Regions from separate parts of the Homo sapiens genome. Here region 2 is linked to region 1. Evidence: chromatin loops called from intact Hi-C (ENCODE). Cell type or tissue: Caco-2. All regions are shown on one strand. Each heading gives the region's core, and the rest is flanking DNA. Links, peaks and the distances in the headings are about the cores only.

Region 1 (8,334 bases), core at 73-8,072:
GCACCATGGTAGTGTGGAGAGAGCACTGGGTGTTTGGACCCCAGGACTCTAATCCTGACAGTAATGTTTAATTATGGGACCTGGAGCAGGTGGCCAATTCTCTGTGCCTCATCTTTCTGCATCTGGAAAACAAATACATTGGTCTTTATATGGGGGTACCCACACAGGCCACCAAGGTGCAAAATGAAGATATTAGACTTTATATGGATAATTATGCTATCTTTAAAAAAATCTATCTGGATAGTGACTGGTTCCCTACATCAGGCAGTCATGGCACATAGATGTTACTGAGGGAAGGAGGGGGTTCATTATGCAAAAGTGTGGACAATGGCCTCCTGACTACTTTGTTAGCTTTCATATTGCAATGTTTTGCAGTTTGCTCATGCTCCATTAAAATGTATTATCTGGTTTGAACTAAACTAACCCTCATGAAATGGATGAGTGACTTAAAGATTCCTGCAAAGAACCACCATGGCACACATTTACCTAAGTAACAAACCTGCACATCCTGCACATGTATCCCAGAAATTAAAATAAAGATTTCTGCAAAGAAATGGGTAGGTTGAAGAGAACAGTAATTATACAAAGACAAGAAAACAGCAAGCGAATGTCAGAATCAACCCTCCTGTGCCTGGAATAATCTCTGAATCAGTGTCACTATTAGCTAAAAACAATGAAGACCTAATTGGATCCAACAAGAAGTTGTCTTAAAACCCCCAAATTCTCTTTTTATTTTTAATTTTTTAATTAAATTAATTTTTTTTGAGACTGAGTCTCACTCTGTAGTCCCAGCTGGAGTACAGTGGTGTGATCTCAGCTCACTGCAACCTCTGCCTCCCAGTTTCAAGAGATTCCCCTGCCTCAGCCTACTGAGTAGCTGGGATTACAGGCACCTTCCACCATGCCTGGCTAATTTTTTTTTTTTTTTTTTTTGTATTTTTAGTAGAGATGGGGTTTTGCCATGTTGGCCAGGCTGGTCTCGAACTCCTGACCTCAGGTGATCCACCAGCCTCGGCCTCCCAAAGTGCTGGGATTACAGGAGTGAGCCTGGCCCCCAATTCTCTTAAGATATGGATTTCTTCCTCTTACTAACAATACACTTTGTTCAGTGTGCACATTGTGCCTTTGCCAGTTATCTTTTTCAGCTCTGACAACCATTAAAAGCAAGCCTGAATATAAATGAAACTTTCGAAAAAAAAAAAGAAATTGAACTTTTGAATTGATGTATGAAAAGTCTGGTATTTGAGATATTTGAATTGATGTATCTCAAAGAATAATTCCAAGGTTTTTTAAAAAGGTGCAAATTCTACCACATTGCTCTCACTACAAATATGATTATGGATAATATTTTAATGAGAGCAGACATTTTTATGTAATTAATAACTAAAGGTGAATATGTTAAGAACTTTTTAGTTTTTATAGCATATTTTAAAAAGCATTTGTTTCATAGTGAATATATTAGTAAGTACATACATGTATTATATAGAAAGAAATACCTCCTCCGCTGTCTGGCTGTGTGACCTTGGGCTAGTCTAGCAGGGTCCAGAGGACTCAGTGAGAATGACAGAATCTGTACCTCGTGGGCTGGGCAGGGGTTCCAGGGGCGCTGGAAAGCGGGGTACTGTGGAGCCCTGCGGGACGCTGTGCCCCACGGGGTCTGTCTGGGTGTGGAGGCAGCTGTCCAGCCAGCGGAGGTGGACCCGGCCCGGAGCTCAGACAAGCATGTCGGTTCCCTGAGAATCCCTTGGCTAAAGGCTGCCCTTCCCAAGCCCGCCCTCTCCCTGCAACCCAGTTAAGCCATATCCAGGGGTCCTGGTGCCTTGCGACCCCACAGGGCCTCAGGAGTCTGGCGGTTTCCCACACCTTTGCACTCATGCACCTCATGGGTGGGCGACAGGTAGATCAGACCCTCCTAGGGCTCCAGCGCTCCTGGCCCTGCGGGGTCAGAAATAGGGCCTGTGTCTGCACCCTCCTCCCTCCTGGACCTTGCAGACAGCAGCGAGCCCCAGGCGCAGTTCTGCCCTTCTACCCGGGTCACGGGGATGCTGCCTGCAGCCCTGCCTCCTGGAGGGGCCCACTTACCACAGACAGAGGCAGGAAGGACATGTTTTCCCCTTTTTGGTTCCAGGGGTGATGTCAGGTCGAGAGGCGGCTGGTCTTGGCAGTGGGATGTATGACCTGCCGGCCTCTACTTGCACCCTTTACTGGACCCCACAACTGTTAGCCCTGGGCCCCCCTCACCCCTCCCCTGCAGCAGCCACAGCCTCCTGATTCTCTGACCCATTCTTCAAGACACAACCAGAAAGCCAATGTGATCAGATGAGACCTTCCCTTAAAGCCCTTCACAGACCACCTTATCACCCAAGTAAAGGCCCCCTGCCCCATCCAAAAAAAATATGTATATGTCTGTGTGTGTGAATATATGTATGTGTATATATGTCTGTATATGTATATGTATGTATATGTATGCATACATATACATACACATGTATGTGTATGTGTACGTATATGTATATGTATGTATACATGTACATACATATATACACACACATATATGAATAATGTGCTCTATACTTTTTACTGATTGAAATATCCAATCAAAGAAGGGTGACAACGTAGATTGGGTGGTTGTTGAGCAGTCTTTTGGTGGTGATAGTCTCCTTGGAATCTGTTTCAGAAACCAGGCACAGTTATAGGAGAAGCTTTTTGGAATATATTAAGATCAAACACTTAGTAATGATTTTTAAAAGATCAAGCATCGTTTATTGAGACCAACAAATAACTTTCACCTTTTTACTACTGTGGAACATAAAAATATTAACGGAGGATTTTTTTTCTATTTTAAATGTCCCTCACTGCTGAACTGCTCATAGATATTATGTTTTTAAGGGAGTAGTGGAATTAATCATTAAATGCAAATTTACTACTTATATTTCCCAGAAAGTATATCATGGGAATTACAAATAATCTCCATTTTCTAAAATTATCCTCAAATTTATAATGCTATCAGGATGTAAGGTGAGTTAAAGTACAATTGCATTTTTTTAAAGTTTTAAAAACTAAAACTGAATGTAGATAATTCCAAAATATTTTGAGAAGGCCTCCTCAGTGTTCCATGATTTTGACATGTGTGGTTATGTGGAGGCTCAGTGAACCCGCAGGGTAACACACTTCTATTTTTGGATGGAGGCATGCAGGGAGAAAGGATGAAAAGGACAACGCAGCTTTGATAGGAAGCCTGCTTTTGGGGAAGGGATGGTCCACTCAGGCTTCCTGGAGGGTGGGAGTTCTTCCTGCCCAACATTGCCCCTCGTTTTCCCAGAGGAGCTTAAAACCCCAGTGAAAAAGCCACAGTTCCTGGAAAGTGTTATGGATCTGATAGCATTACATTTTATAAGCTATTAATACCCAAATTCACCATGTCCAAAAATGAGTTCCTTAATGACTAAGCCCCCTATCCATCACTAAACCAGCTTTGTCTCTCTATCAAAGTAAATGGCCCTGATATGGCTCCAATGACTGGAGGAACATCAGGTCCTTGGTCTCATGCTGATTTAGATAAAATGACATGGACACATGCGGAGTGGTTTAAGGAGCGGATAATTTAATAGGCAAGAAAGAAGAAAGAAGAAAGAAAGAAGAGAACAGCTCCCCTGTACAGAGACAGAGGGAGGGCAGAAAAGTGGTCGGTTATATGGGAGGCTGGAGGAGGCAGTATCTGATTTGCATAGAGCTGTAGGGTCCAGCCCTACTGGGTCTGTGGGTTTTTCTCCTGGTGTGCGGAGATGAGAGGTCGTAGAAATAAAGACACAAGACAAAGAGATAGAAGAAAAGACAGCTGGGCCCGGGGGACCACTACCACCTAGATGTGGAGACTGGCAGTGGCCCCGAATGCCTGGTCGCGCTGTTATTTATTGTGTACAAGGCAAAGGGGCAGGGTAAGGAGTGTGAGTCATCTCCAGTGATTAATAAGGTCATGTGAGTCACGTGTCCACCGGACAGGGGGCCTTTCCCTTTTAGGTAGCCGAGCTGGAGAGAGGACAGCTTACGTCATTATTTCTTCTATGCTCTTCTCAGAAAGATCAAAGACTTTAATACTTTCACTAATTCTGCTATTGCTATCTAGAAGGCGGAGCCAGGTGTACAGAGCAGAACATGAAAGTGAAACAGGAGCGTGACCTCTGAAGCACAGCATCACAGCGAGACGTTTAGGTCTCCGGATGGCTGCGGGCGGGCCTGACTGATGTCAGGCCTTCCACAAGAGGTGGTGGAGCAGAGTCTTCTCTAACTCCACCGGGGAAAGGGAGACTCCCTTTCCCGATCTGCTAAGTAACGGGTGCCTTCCCAGGCACTAGCGTTACCACTAGACCAAGGAGCCCTCTAGTGGCCCTGTCCGGGTGTGACAGAGGGCTCACACTAGTCTTCTGGTCACTTCTCACCATGTCCCTTCAGCTCCTATCTCTGTATGTCCTGGTTTTTCCTAGGTTATAATTGTAGAACAAAGATTATTATAATATTAGAATAAAGAGTAATGCTATAAACTAATGATTAGTAATATTCATATATAATCATATCTATATTCTATGCCTAATATAACTATTCTTATTTTAAGTATTTTCTTTATTATACTGGAATAGCTTGTGCTTTTAGTCTCTTGCCTCGTCACCTGGGTGGCTTGCCGCCCACAGAGGGCCCAGGGGATTGGTTTGACCAGGTGTGTCATTCACGAAGCCCGTGAAAAACCCGGCCCTCCCACCTTATCCTTTTAATGTGCAAATGTGGGCCGCTCTGATGTCCTGAACACATGCAGTTACCTGGAGGTGGCCATGACACTTGGCATACCTGGTGACAAGAAGAAGGCACGAATCACCATATTGGGTGGACTCAGCTTCTAATGGCCTGCGTTTGCATATCAAAGCTTGCCAGCCTGGCCCTTTAATTTGCCTTTCTGTTAGAAAAGAAATGATTTGGCCAGGTGCGGTGGCTGATGCCTGTAATCCTAGCACTTTGGGAGGCTGAGGTAGGCGGATCACTTGAGGTCAGGAGTTTGAGATCAGCCTGGCTAACATGGTGAAACCCCATCTCTACTAAAAATACAAAAAAAAAAATTAGCCAGGCTTGGTGGCGGGCACCTATAATCCTAGCTACATGGGAGGCTGAGACAGGAGAATCACTTGAACCAGGGAGGCAGAGGTTACAGTGAGCCCAGATTGCACCATTGCACTCCAGCCTGGGCGACAGAGTGAGACTGTCTCAAAAAGAAAAGAAAAGGTCTGGGGTTGCTTTTATTAAAAGAAAAAGCCTTACCGAGAATTCCTTTTACCCTTTCTATCTGCCTAAAAATTATTTCTTAGTAACTCCTGTATCATTCCCCCGCTCAAGAGAAGCAAACCTAACTGCTGTCAGGGGGTGTTGGATGGCGATTCTTTCTGGCTACTTCCTGCTGAAAAGGGGTATTGTGTGGGGAACAGCAGTTGTGCCTTCTCCTGAGGTTTATCTAAGGGTTCTTGGAAGAATGGCGTGACCATGTGTAAAAAGTAAAGTAGAGGTTCCTCTTCAAAGACTTTCCGCCCCGTCTAATAAGAAATAAATAGTAACTTCTCTTAAAAGCAAAATTTATTCAAAGACCTGTGCTAACATTCTTAAATATCTGCTAGCCATAATAAAGAAATCAATGTAATTTATGTTCTTAGCTCCCACAATTTAGCCTAAATATTTGCCCTGGCATGCTTATACTGGTCCAAGCAAGCATTAGATCATAGTCTGTTCCTCTTCCTTATTTAAAAGTGTTTTTACCTTTCCCAGCATTCCACAAGTTACTTCCTCCTTCTTTTGTTCTCCTCTACCTTTGCCTCTTTTAAAAAGTTCTAAGTTGCTAGCCAATCGGGACAAATACAGAATGTGAGGTCCCATTCCAGCTATTGGAAACTGGACACAGCAGTAGGGTGGACGCGTCAGGTTATAAATGACCCTGTCTCCTTTGTTCAGTGTACTCTCCTGGCAAAACTGCTGGCGAGTGTACCCTTTCTGCAAGAAGTAAAAATGGCCTTACTAAATAAACTGATGCTCAAGTGCTATTTCTTTACAAGCATTTCAAACACGTGTGGCTTTGCTCGCAGCACCGTTTGGAGTTTGATTGCTTCCAGGTGAAAAGAGATAAATTTTATAAGAAAATTTAAAATATAGGGTTAGAATGTGAGTATTAAGATTACCACCGTGAGTGGGGGTCCTATAGACCCTGAGTTTCATACCTATTAGTTACACCATGGATTGCAATACCAGTATCTCGCTGTACATTACCAGAAACATTAATATAAAAGAAACATTTTCCTTGAGAAAACCATACATTTCCCCTTTGACTTGCCATTAGAGAATAACTTTAAGCTTAGGCCATTTTCCTAACTTGCAATATGCTTGGGAGAAATACATTAGTGGGTGGCTAAAATAACTTTAATGTTAATCTTGACAATTCCTTTCCTTTAATAATTTCATGACTTTCACAGACCCTCTTACAACATACTTAAACTTTCTGACTTGCCCTAAGCATTCATCCTTTAAACAACCAGTCATTTCCTTTTAGGACAAGTATTTACCAATGAAAATCTTTTCTTACATAAAATCTTCCTTTATAATCTTCTCTTTATAGCTTAGAGCACATTATATTACCAACCTTCAGAAAAAGTCCTATTAAACGTAATGATAGTAAAACTTTCATCCTTGCTTCTTATCCACAACTATTACTCCTGCTATAAGCGACACAATTTTGACTAAATCTTTCCTGCAACTATCAATCCTGTTATAAGGTTGATAATTAGGCAAAATATTACAGCAATTAGAATTTTACAACCAGAATTCCACATCTTGGGTGCTACAGTGTGTAGTTCTATTGTAAATAGTAGCGTGAGTATAACAGTTCTTACAAGAGTGGCATAGTGAATAATTTCCATTTAAAACTTTACTTACCAAGATATAACATTTCTCTTTGGGGAGCTACAAAGTTACAAATGCGATTCTATGAATAATTAAAATCTGCCTGCAAATATGCTTTAAAAAGAAGTTTTAATATTTGGTGGTGAACTTTGAGAGTAAAGGGTAGAAATAGCAAAAAGTATCTGGTGAGGCAGGAGTGGGACTGAGTAAGATGAGTAGCCCTCACTCAGTTACTTATCTTTTATGATTTTCAGCTTAAAATCTTCTCTTTCTGGCCCGGCGCGGTGGCTCGCGCCTGTAATCCCAGCACTTTGGGAGGCCAAGGCGGGCGGATCACGAGGTCAGGAGATCGAGACCATCCTGGCTAACACGGTGAAACCCCGTCTGTACTAAAAATACAAAAAAAAAAATTAGCCGGGCGTGGTGATGGGCGCCTGTGGTCCCAGGTACTCCGGAGGCTGAGGCAGGAGAATGGCGTGAACCGTGGGGCGGAGCCTGCAGTGAGCGGAGATCGCGCCACTGCACTCCAGCCTGGGCGACAGGGAGCCTCCGTCTCAAAAACAACAACAACAACAAGAACAACAACAACAACAACAAGAAAAAGAAAAAGATCTCTTTCTCCGCATTGATATTCAGGATATTTCTCTGGGCTGTTAGGGGCTGCTCCCTCAGCTCTTCAGGCTTTGACTTGAGTGTGATGTATTTAGAAGTCGATTCCTGTAACTTTTACTGCCGAGGGGGTTGAAAGAAGAACAGTGTAGGGCCCTTCCCAGCTTGGCTTAGGGAAGGAGACAGAGATGAGAGTTTGTACTAATACCAAATTTCCTGGGTTAAATAAAGGTGATCCTATTTTATTTCTGTAGGGGAATACTGATGTTTAATTTCTTTTTTGGAGCCTTCCTAGATTAGAAGGGCTTGAAGTGCATTAATGCCTTAAAGCTTCCTTGCCTCTGACTTAGCTTTGCCTGATTAGCCATTCTATTTCCTTTGGCTACCTTATCTGTTTCCTTTTGATGTCCCCTATAACGCATGACTGCTATTTTTTGTGGAAGAAAAACTGAGGATAATAACCTGCCAATTTCCTGGCAATATTTTATAGGAGATTCATTAGTGGTAAGAAAATGCCTTTCCTTTTGAATCGCAGCATGAGTATGGAGAGTTAAGAAAGCATACTTGGAGTTAGTATAAATGGCAGCTACCTTCCCCTTGCTTAATTTAAGTGCTCTTGTAAGAGCTATTAGCTCAGCTAATTCAGCACTTGTGCCTGGGGAGAGACGTTAAGAGTGACGACTGCTTATCCTGCCTTATGTACTTCTTGCTTTACCAGCTGTTTGTTAGCTAAGAGCTCCCCCTAGAGGACAGTAATCCTCACACATTATGTGAAGTGTAAACAGTTAAATTATT
Region 2 (8,334 bases), core at 106-8,105, 160 kb before region 1:
TTCTTTCTACCAGCTTTTCCTAGCTCTTTATTGTGGTAAAATAAACCTAAGCTAAAATTTACCGTGGAAACCATTTTGAAGCACACAGTTCAGTGGTGTTAGCACATCACACTGCTGTGCAGCTGTCGCCACCAGCCATTTCCAGGACTTTTCCATCATCCCAACCTCAAACTCCACCCATGAAACACAAGCTGCCCAACTCCCGCCTTGCGTCCCCATCCCTGGCGGCCACTGCTTCTGCTGCTATGAATCTGACTGTTCCAGGCACCTCACATAAGTGGACTCATACAATATCTGTCCTTTTGCGTCTGACTTCTCTATTTAATTTTTTTAAATAAAACTTTTTTAGAGACGTGGTCTCGTTATGTTGCCCAGGCTGGTCACGAACTCCTGGCCTCTGGTTATCCTCCTGCCTCACCATGCCTGGCTTTTTAATTTAATTTTTAAAGGCAGGTAGGAACTAAGTGGGCCACAGAGGAGCTGCCTGCAGAGGTGAAGACAGTGTTGGTTGTGCTGAGAGAAGCAGGAAAGCAGGTCAGGGTGTAGGGCTGGAAGGCAGGGGCAGTTCTGGAAGGCAGGGGCCCCGGTTCTGGGAAGCCTCGCCCAGCTCTTCCGCAGCTGCCAACCCTCCCGGAGTAACGAGTGCCTGTCAAACAAATAATGGGGGTTGATATTGGGACATGGCTGCTGGCTTTATATTAATAATTGTAGTAATAAAGTTGATCGCAGGTAGGATGGAGGAGGCACCTGCCTGGTGAGGTGAGACTATGGTCAGATTCACGGAGGCATCTGCCTGGTGAGATGAGACAATGGTCGGATTCACTGAGGCTCCTGCGTGTCCCGGATTTCCTGCTGGGGGAGGATGTGCTGCTCAGCGGTTCCCACACCTGCTTCTATGGGAGAAGCAAGAAGAAGTCAGAAGGGTGGGCGAAGAAGTCAGAAGCTTCTGTTATTGGTTCGGGGAGATGCTGTGTCGGGGGCACCAATTATACGGGGAACAAACCGGTTGCCAACTCCTGACCCTTGGAGTTGACCCCACACCGCTTAAACCTCTGCGCTGGTTCCCCAGGGGCCCACAGTGAGGTCTGTAACTCAGGGAGAGGCGCTGGAGCGGGGTGTGGGAGAGCGGTGTGCAGGACGGGCTCCATGCACTTGGAAATTATAAACTGCCTTATGAGACAGGGGTACGGTGTGTGTGCATTTTCCTGGGAGACTCCATAGTTTTTACCACATTGTGTAAAGCAACGCTGTGCAGTAGAAATATTACGCCATACACAATACATATGTACAGTTTTAGTTGTCAAAGAAACTGAAAGAAGATCTTGATGAACATGGATGGCACAGATGTGAGGAAAGCACCATTATTAAAGAATATGCGTTTATGTAATGCATTAAAAGGTAACAAAATGGATAAGCAGGTAACACAATAGCAAAGACCGAGAGTGAATTGCAGTCATCCACTGGGGAACTGAGGAGTCAGGGTTTCTCATTACAAAACTCCCTGATGGAAGACTATTATTTATCAACTATTTATTGTCTTTCCACTAAACAAGAAGTGATTGTCATCTTTTCAGATGAGCGCCACAGGCTTTGCAAAAGATAATTGCCAATTAACCTTTGTGCCTGGATTTTCTAATTTCTAAAAATATTACTACATGACTCCAAAGTTTGTTATAAAGACAAACAATTGACATGATGTATACTAAAGTAACAAAAATGTTGACCACACAGGAGGGGCTGGTTACTGTCAGACTCCCTTGTTCTGTCAGTATCAAGAAAACATCTGTCCTTTAAGGTTTACATAAAGACAAAGTATCATGATGAGGTATCTTAAAATTGGTAGTACTAACAAAAATTTTGAACTCCCAGTTGTGCAATTTTAATGTGTGAAAACAATAAAACATACTGATAAATAACAAAAGCCCTATAGTCAGACAACATAGGTTCAAGTTTCGGCTTGATCTCAACTAGGGTTTCAATGTTGAAAAAAAATGCCATGTGGTCTTTCCAACTTCATTTCCTTATGTAACATTGGAGATATTAATAAATTCACTGTGATTAAGAGTTAAATGGAAGAGTTATTGAGAAGGTGTTAGAATGGTTCTAACATACATGGGTATTATGAGCCAATATTTGTAGTACCATTGTAGCATAAGGAAATACCATCTGCTGAGAGAGGCACAATAATGATTATCTTCATGATAATAGTTTAAGAGCTACCAGATACAGAATGAAGGGGCTGTAAAATGATAATGTTACGATTGATTTTGATGCTTATGCCAGAATCCATTCTAGGATAGCTCCTGCCTGAAAAGAACTGGGACTCATTTCTTTGGAATCACAGGACACTGAGTGTGGCAAAAAGAAAAGAAAAATATGGAAATCACGTAAGTGATTTTAAAAGTAAAAAGTAACAGAAGAAATTAGTGATATATTTTATTTAATCCAATATATCCAAAATATGGTCATTTTAGCATGTAATCAATATAGATTTTAATGAGATAGTCTATGTTCTTTTTTCCTAAGTCTGAAATTCGGTGTGTATTTACACTGACAGCACATCTCAATTTAGACTAGCCACATTTCCAATGCTGAGTGGCTGCATGTACCTGGCGGCTACCATACTGGACAGCACAGGTCTAAGGATTTCATTCCTGGTTCAAGACCAGACTCCTAGCCTTGGTTTTGGGTGTTTTTCACAAACTGGCCTCTCTTTATCATTCTTTTTCCTGGTACTTCCTCAAGGATGACTGTGTTCCCACCACTCAAGACCACCTGCCGTTTCACTACATACCTTTGTTCAAGCTGTTTCTTTTACCTGGGATGCTCCCTCGTTTTGTTTTGTTTTGTTTTGTTTTGTTTTGTTTTTTGAGACAGGATCTTACTCTGTTGCCCAGGCTGGAGTACACTGGCATGATCATGGCTCACTGCAGCCTGGATCGACCTCCTGGGGCTCAGATGATCCTCTCACCTCATCCCTCCTGAGTAGCTGAGACTACAGACCTGTGCCACCATGCCCAGCTAATTAAAAAAAATTTTTTTTTTTTTGGTAGAGATAGGAGTCTGTGTTGACCAGGCTGGTCTTGATTCTTCCACCATGGCCTCCCAAACTTCTGGGATTATAGGTGTGAGCCACTGCTCCCTACCTGGACTGCTGTCTCTGCACCTTCTCCCTGGGCCTGGTAGAGAGGCACACATTCTGCTAAGAGGCTTTTCCTGACTTCCCTAACCCTAGAAGGGATTTGTCCCTCCTTATCATTGTACTCATGGCTGGATTAAAGTTTAATTGTTTTTGTGGCTATTTCCCTGGCTGTAGTGTAGTGTCTTATTCATCTTTGTTGTGATCATGGTCTGCACAGAAGAGAGGATCAGTAGATGTTTGCAGACAGAATGAATAAACCACCCATCAGTCTCTTAATGCTTGAATGGGCTTGCTACTCCCTTGCTTAGATTTGTGTCTGTACAATCCTCTCACGTGGATAGTACAGTAAACACACACAGACACCCTCAGATGTGGTAACTAACAAGAAATTCATGTTAAGATGTGCACAGAAAATATCTTGTATCTTTATCCTCCGCCTCATCTTACAGATGGGAAAACTGAGGCACAGAACTAAGTTAGAATGACCAGCAAATTTCCATCAGTATAAATACAAAGAAGGGGAAAGGAGAATATTCTGAAAACGGGTGTGGTGGTCTCACACGATCGGGTTCCTCGGATGGTGGAGGATCAGTTGGCCGTGCCTTGGTTATCTGACAGGATAGAAGAGAAGTGGGAGGTGAGGAGTAGCTCCTGGGTCCTCATGAGTATTCGAGGCAGGTTCAGGTCTGAGAAGCCAAGGATATCCTTCCTGGAAGCCTGAGTTAGGAGGAGGAACTCACTGCTGGAGAAAAAGTTGAAGAGGAAGGAGGACGGACATCTCAGATCATGGGAAGTGCTGGCCTGAGCAGGCAAGGAGAGAACCATCGGGGTAGAAGAAGGGGCTGAGGAAGCCGGCAGGGGGAGCAGAGGAGTAGGTGCCAGCATGGTGAAGAGGTGCAGTGCATTATGTATGATACACATGCATCATGCACCATGTGTGTTGACTGTTGTGTGAAATGTATTTATTGGTTTCCAAGGGGCAGGGGAGAGGCTGGAGGGAGGGCAGCAGCTGTCCCACCACCAGGAGAGCTGCTCTGGCGCCAGCCTCCCCATCCTGGGGGTTCCCTGCTACAAGTCTTCAGCTCTGCTTTGTCCCCCAGAGGCCAAAATAGCGGTGCACAGCCAGGAGAGACAATGAGGAGCAAGGCACGTGGCTGGGCTGGAGGGCTGATGGTGCAGGGACAGTCAGCCTTGGGCCATCAGGCCTGGCTCTGTCTGTCCCGCCAGCTTCGGGCTTTTTATAAAGAGGCTGTGTTAGGTGAGCCTGGAGTGAGCTGTGCATGGACCTCATCTGACTGTGGCATGCCAACCCTTTGCAGAGGTGGTCTAAGGAGACGGGGACCCCGGACTGACCTGGGCTTGAATCTCCCCAGCAGCTGACTGGCCCTACCCACAGCCCACATCAAGTAATGGGAGAAGCTGACCAGGGCAACTGAAAAAGGAGCCCAACCCAGCTCTGTTAAACTTTTCTCTAGCACTTTCTTCCTTCTCAAGCCTTTGCCGCCATACACCTGAGATTGTCCCTGTGCCACCCCAAAGGTTTGTGGCCTTTGTAAGCTGGTATAGGGAGGACAGCATGGGGGCCTGTGTTAGTTTCATGGAATCACCAATGGGTTTTCCTTTTTTTTTTGGTGGCACAGGGGTCCTGTGCCCATACTGTGGGCAGTGTGACAGAGTCCCTGAGGGCAAGGCCATAGGCCTGGTGGCTGGCATGCGCTGTGATGGGAGGTGTCTGGTTCCCCGCAGGAGGCGAGTGGGTTGTAAGTAGCTGATGCCGGGCTGCAGTGAGAGTTGCCTCTAGTGTAATTTTTGATTTTGGGAGTGCCTTGGCTGGGGCTGGGAGGGATGGAAGTGGTTAAATGTGGCCTCATTGGCTGATTGGCATTTCTTGAGTTGGATACTAATTCCTTCAGGAGGTCAGAGAAGCTCCCCAGCGGCACCCCTGATCTTGACTTTGGAGGCCAGGTTAAATCTTTCAGGGGGACTACATAAGTCATGAGTATTCTGCATTGCCTAAAAGACAGCCTCCTGAGTAGCTGGGATGACAGGCATGCATCACCACACCTGGCTAATTTTTGTATTTTCAGTAGAGATGGGGTTTCACCATGTTGGCCAGGTTGGTCTCAAACTCCTGACCTCAGGTGATCTGCCCTCCTCGTCCTCCCAAAGTGCTGGCATTACAGGCATGAGCCACAATGCACCTGGCCTGGTTGTTTCTGTTGAATAAGCAAGAGCAAGAACAAATTTATTCCTCAGATCTTATATGAAAATGTACAGTAAGTGTTTCTTTTTGCTGTTGTCAATCTGTTTCTGTTCTGTTCATTGAACTTTGTTCTTAGCTCCTCTTGCCAGCTCACAATTTAACATAGGTGCTCTCCTAACCCCTCTGTTCGATCTTTATAATACAACATCATTTCCCACCTCCAGGTCTTGGTGGTGGGAGTGCTTATCTTTCTCATGAAGGGTTGGAGGAGTGGAGGGAGGGCCTGTTGGGATCTACTTTGATTTTATTTATTTTTTTGAGACAGGGTCTCACTCTGCCACCCAGGCTGGAGTGCATTGGCATAATCATGGCTCATTGCAGCCTTGACCTCCCAGGCTTAAGGGATCCTTCCACCTCAGCCTCTCATGTAGCTGGGACTGCAGGCACGTGTCACCACACCCAGTAAATTAAAAATTTTTTTCTTTTTAGAGATGGGGTCTCACTATGTTGCCCAGGCTGGTTTCAAACACCTGAACTCAAGTGATCCTCCTGCCTCAGCCTCCCTAAGTTGAGCTTACAGGTGTGAGTCACCATGCCCAGCCTGAGATCTGCTTTAAAGTTGCCCACCCTGAGCCTACCCCAGCCTACACTTGACCAAGGGCCTCACATGACTCTGTTCACTCCACATATGGGAAGTGCCTGAACTCAGAAGTAATGATTCTGATTTATATCCAGGTTGGAGTATAATTAGTAGTTGTGATTTAATGTCAATGTGGCCTGAAACTTTGCCATCTTCTCCGTCTCTGTTTATGTGTATTTAAATGGTCAGCTCCCAAGGTAGGGTGGTGACATGGCATCAGAATTTGACCCCGGGGTCCCTGAGCAAGTCACACCTCTGAGCCTTGGGTTCCTGCACCAGGGGATCATGATGTCATCTCACAAGGGTGTGAGGGGCAAATAACAGCACTTCTCAGGCCCAGCTCACATAGCACTTGGTAGACATCATTTCTTTCCTGCACTCTTCCCTGAGAGAAGTGGGGCCACTCTTACGGAGGCAGAAGTGCCTGGTTCCAGCTCCTAGCTCTGCGGGCAAGTCACTTAGCCTCAGAGGCCTCAGCCTGCTCATCTGTAAAATAAACTAATAACAGTTGTCTTACCTATCTCATACAGCTAGAAGGAGGACTAAATAGAAGAGCAGTCATAGGCTCTTAGGGCTGGAAAGGGCTTTGGATATTATTAGTTTCAACTTTTTGTTTTATAGATGGAAAAACCAAGGCTTAGAGGAGTGAATGATGCCCAGGATGACGCGGCCCGTTAGCAGCATGTGGTCAGGGTGCCGTGATGTTTGGCCTTATGACACTGCTTCGTCTAAAGGCCTACTTGTTTGTTAACTCATAAGCATATGCAGAGAGGCTCACCTTTCTCTGTGTGGCGGTGGACGGACAGATGGCCCCTCTCCTGCCATCTGCTCTGGCTTGTACAAGCCGGGCTGAAGGAGGTCATGTATCATCGCACCAAGGTGGGGTGGCACTTCTGTTGCCGGGCTGAAAACGTGTCTTGCTTGCTGCTTCCCTCCTTCATGGCTCACACAGCCCATATCTGGCTGTTTATGAACGAGATTCCCTCTGTGCCCAGCATCATGCTTGATGCTAGGACACTGCACAGAGAAGTCTGAACAGAGGCTCCTGCCCTCATGCAGCCATTTGTAGCCAGAACAGGCACCCGGCAAAAGGTCAGTGCTCACAGGGTGGGAGAATGCTCTAAGGCTGATGAGGGGTACAGACAGTTGCAGCCACTGCAGAGCAATAGGGGGTCGGCAGGCCTGGAGGAGGAGGTGGGGCTTCAGCTGGCCTTGAAGGCCCTGGATTGGATTGAGAACAGGGCAGAGAAGACAAGGAAGGCTTTTTGGGTAGGAAGATGTGCTGTGAGCAGGGTCTGGAGGCAGAGGTGTGGAAGGCGCATTTGCGAGAACCAAGGTTCATGCTGAAGAGCGGGGAGGCTCCAGGGGAAGAGCATTTTGATTTGCAGGGAGGTTTTATAGTGTTAGTCATTGGGCAGGCAGTGTCTGAGTGATTTAGCTCGTCTAACACAGCGATTGGGGTCATTATTTTGGCTCAGAGCATTGCTGAAAGCCTGGCTTACCTGTCACTGTGACCCTTGGCTTACCCACCTCAAGGATGTAATGGGGCCAGAGGGAGGCAGGTGACCTTCCGAGTCTCTCCTTCTCTTAGAAGCCTGGGTCGAATGGCGCACAGGGAACTCAGGGAAATGGGTGGGAACCCAGTCTTGCTTTAGATTCGCATTGGCCCCTTCTGTGTTGCAGAATGACTTCTCATCTCAGTCACTATCTTAATTTATTGACGAAAACTTGTTTTATGGTCCAGAGCACAGATGGCAGCAGCTCCCTGCCAAAAGAAAGCGTGCCTGCAAATCGGAAAAGCGGGCTGCCTCCCAGGAGGATGGTGGAGGGAGTAGAGCCTGTCTAGCCAGATGCTGCTGCTGGTCCTGGGTGGATGGGCTCCGGGAGGCCAGCAGAGTGGCCCCCTGATGTGCAGGCTGGGGCTGGAGCAGCTGGGGCAGTGGCAGGACCTCCTCACCTCTCTCCACTACCAGCTCCTGACTCATGGCTGCCCTGCTTCAGCCTGGTCTCTTTAGCCTAGCGCATTTAGCCTGGGGCTGCAGGCACCATCCACAGCAGCACAGCACCAATGAGGAAGGACAGGGAAGAGGGCTCTGGGTTCTGGGAGCAGGCATGGCTGTACCACAAGGAGCTCTGTGACTGTGGACATGTTTCTCTGGGGAAACTGTGGACAGGAAGCTTTCAGCAGAGGAACCTGAATTGTTCCATGCATACCTTCAAATATTTAAAGGCCTGTTTTACTTGTTCTTGGTAGATTTCTTGAGCAAAACTAGGACTGATGTGTGTTAGCCACAGGGAAGTAGATTCTTCAGGTAATAAGAAAGAATTCTTGAGTAAAGTTATGCAAAA

The links. Peaks named below come from ENCODE experiments on the same cell type or tissue, not always from the same donor. Only the 100,000 strongest peaks of a DNase experiment are listed, where the experiment ranks them.
Region 2: a loop joins it to region 1, with 7 times the contacts of the local background. A loop is called at or near these places in 2 of 110 quality-filtered maps.

Annotation. Positions count from the first base shown.
Region 1 is chr12:30,847,318-30,855,651 of GRCh38, reverse strand. No RefSeq gene overlaps it. Among named protein-coding and RNA genes, the nearest start is that of LINC00941, 56 kb to the right of the region's middle. RefSeq lists enhancers at 3,971-4,320, 6,769-7,313. In Caco-2, for the core only: a CTCF peak has its summit at 4,399 (motif pointing left); DNase peaks (open chromatin) are centred at 3,961 and 4,331; H3K4me3 peaks cover 521 bases.
Region 2 is chr12:31,008,125-31,016,458 of GRCh38, reverse strand. It overlaps a transcript of TSPAN11 not described here. Among named protein-coding and RNA genes, the nearest start is that of TSPAN11-AS1, 6.3 kb to the right of the region's middle. RefSeq lists a silencer at 3,692-3,893. In Caco-2, for the core only: a CTCF peak has its summit at 4,013 (motif pointing right); no DNase peak of the experiment used is centred there.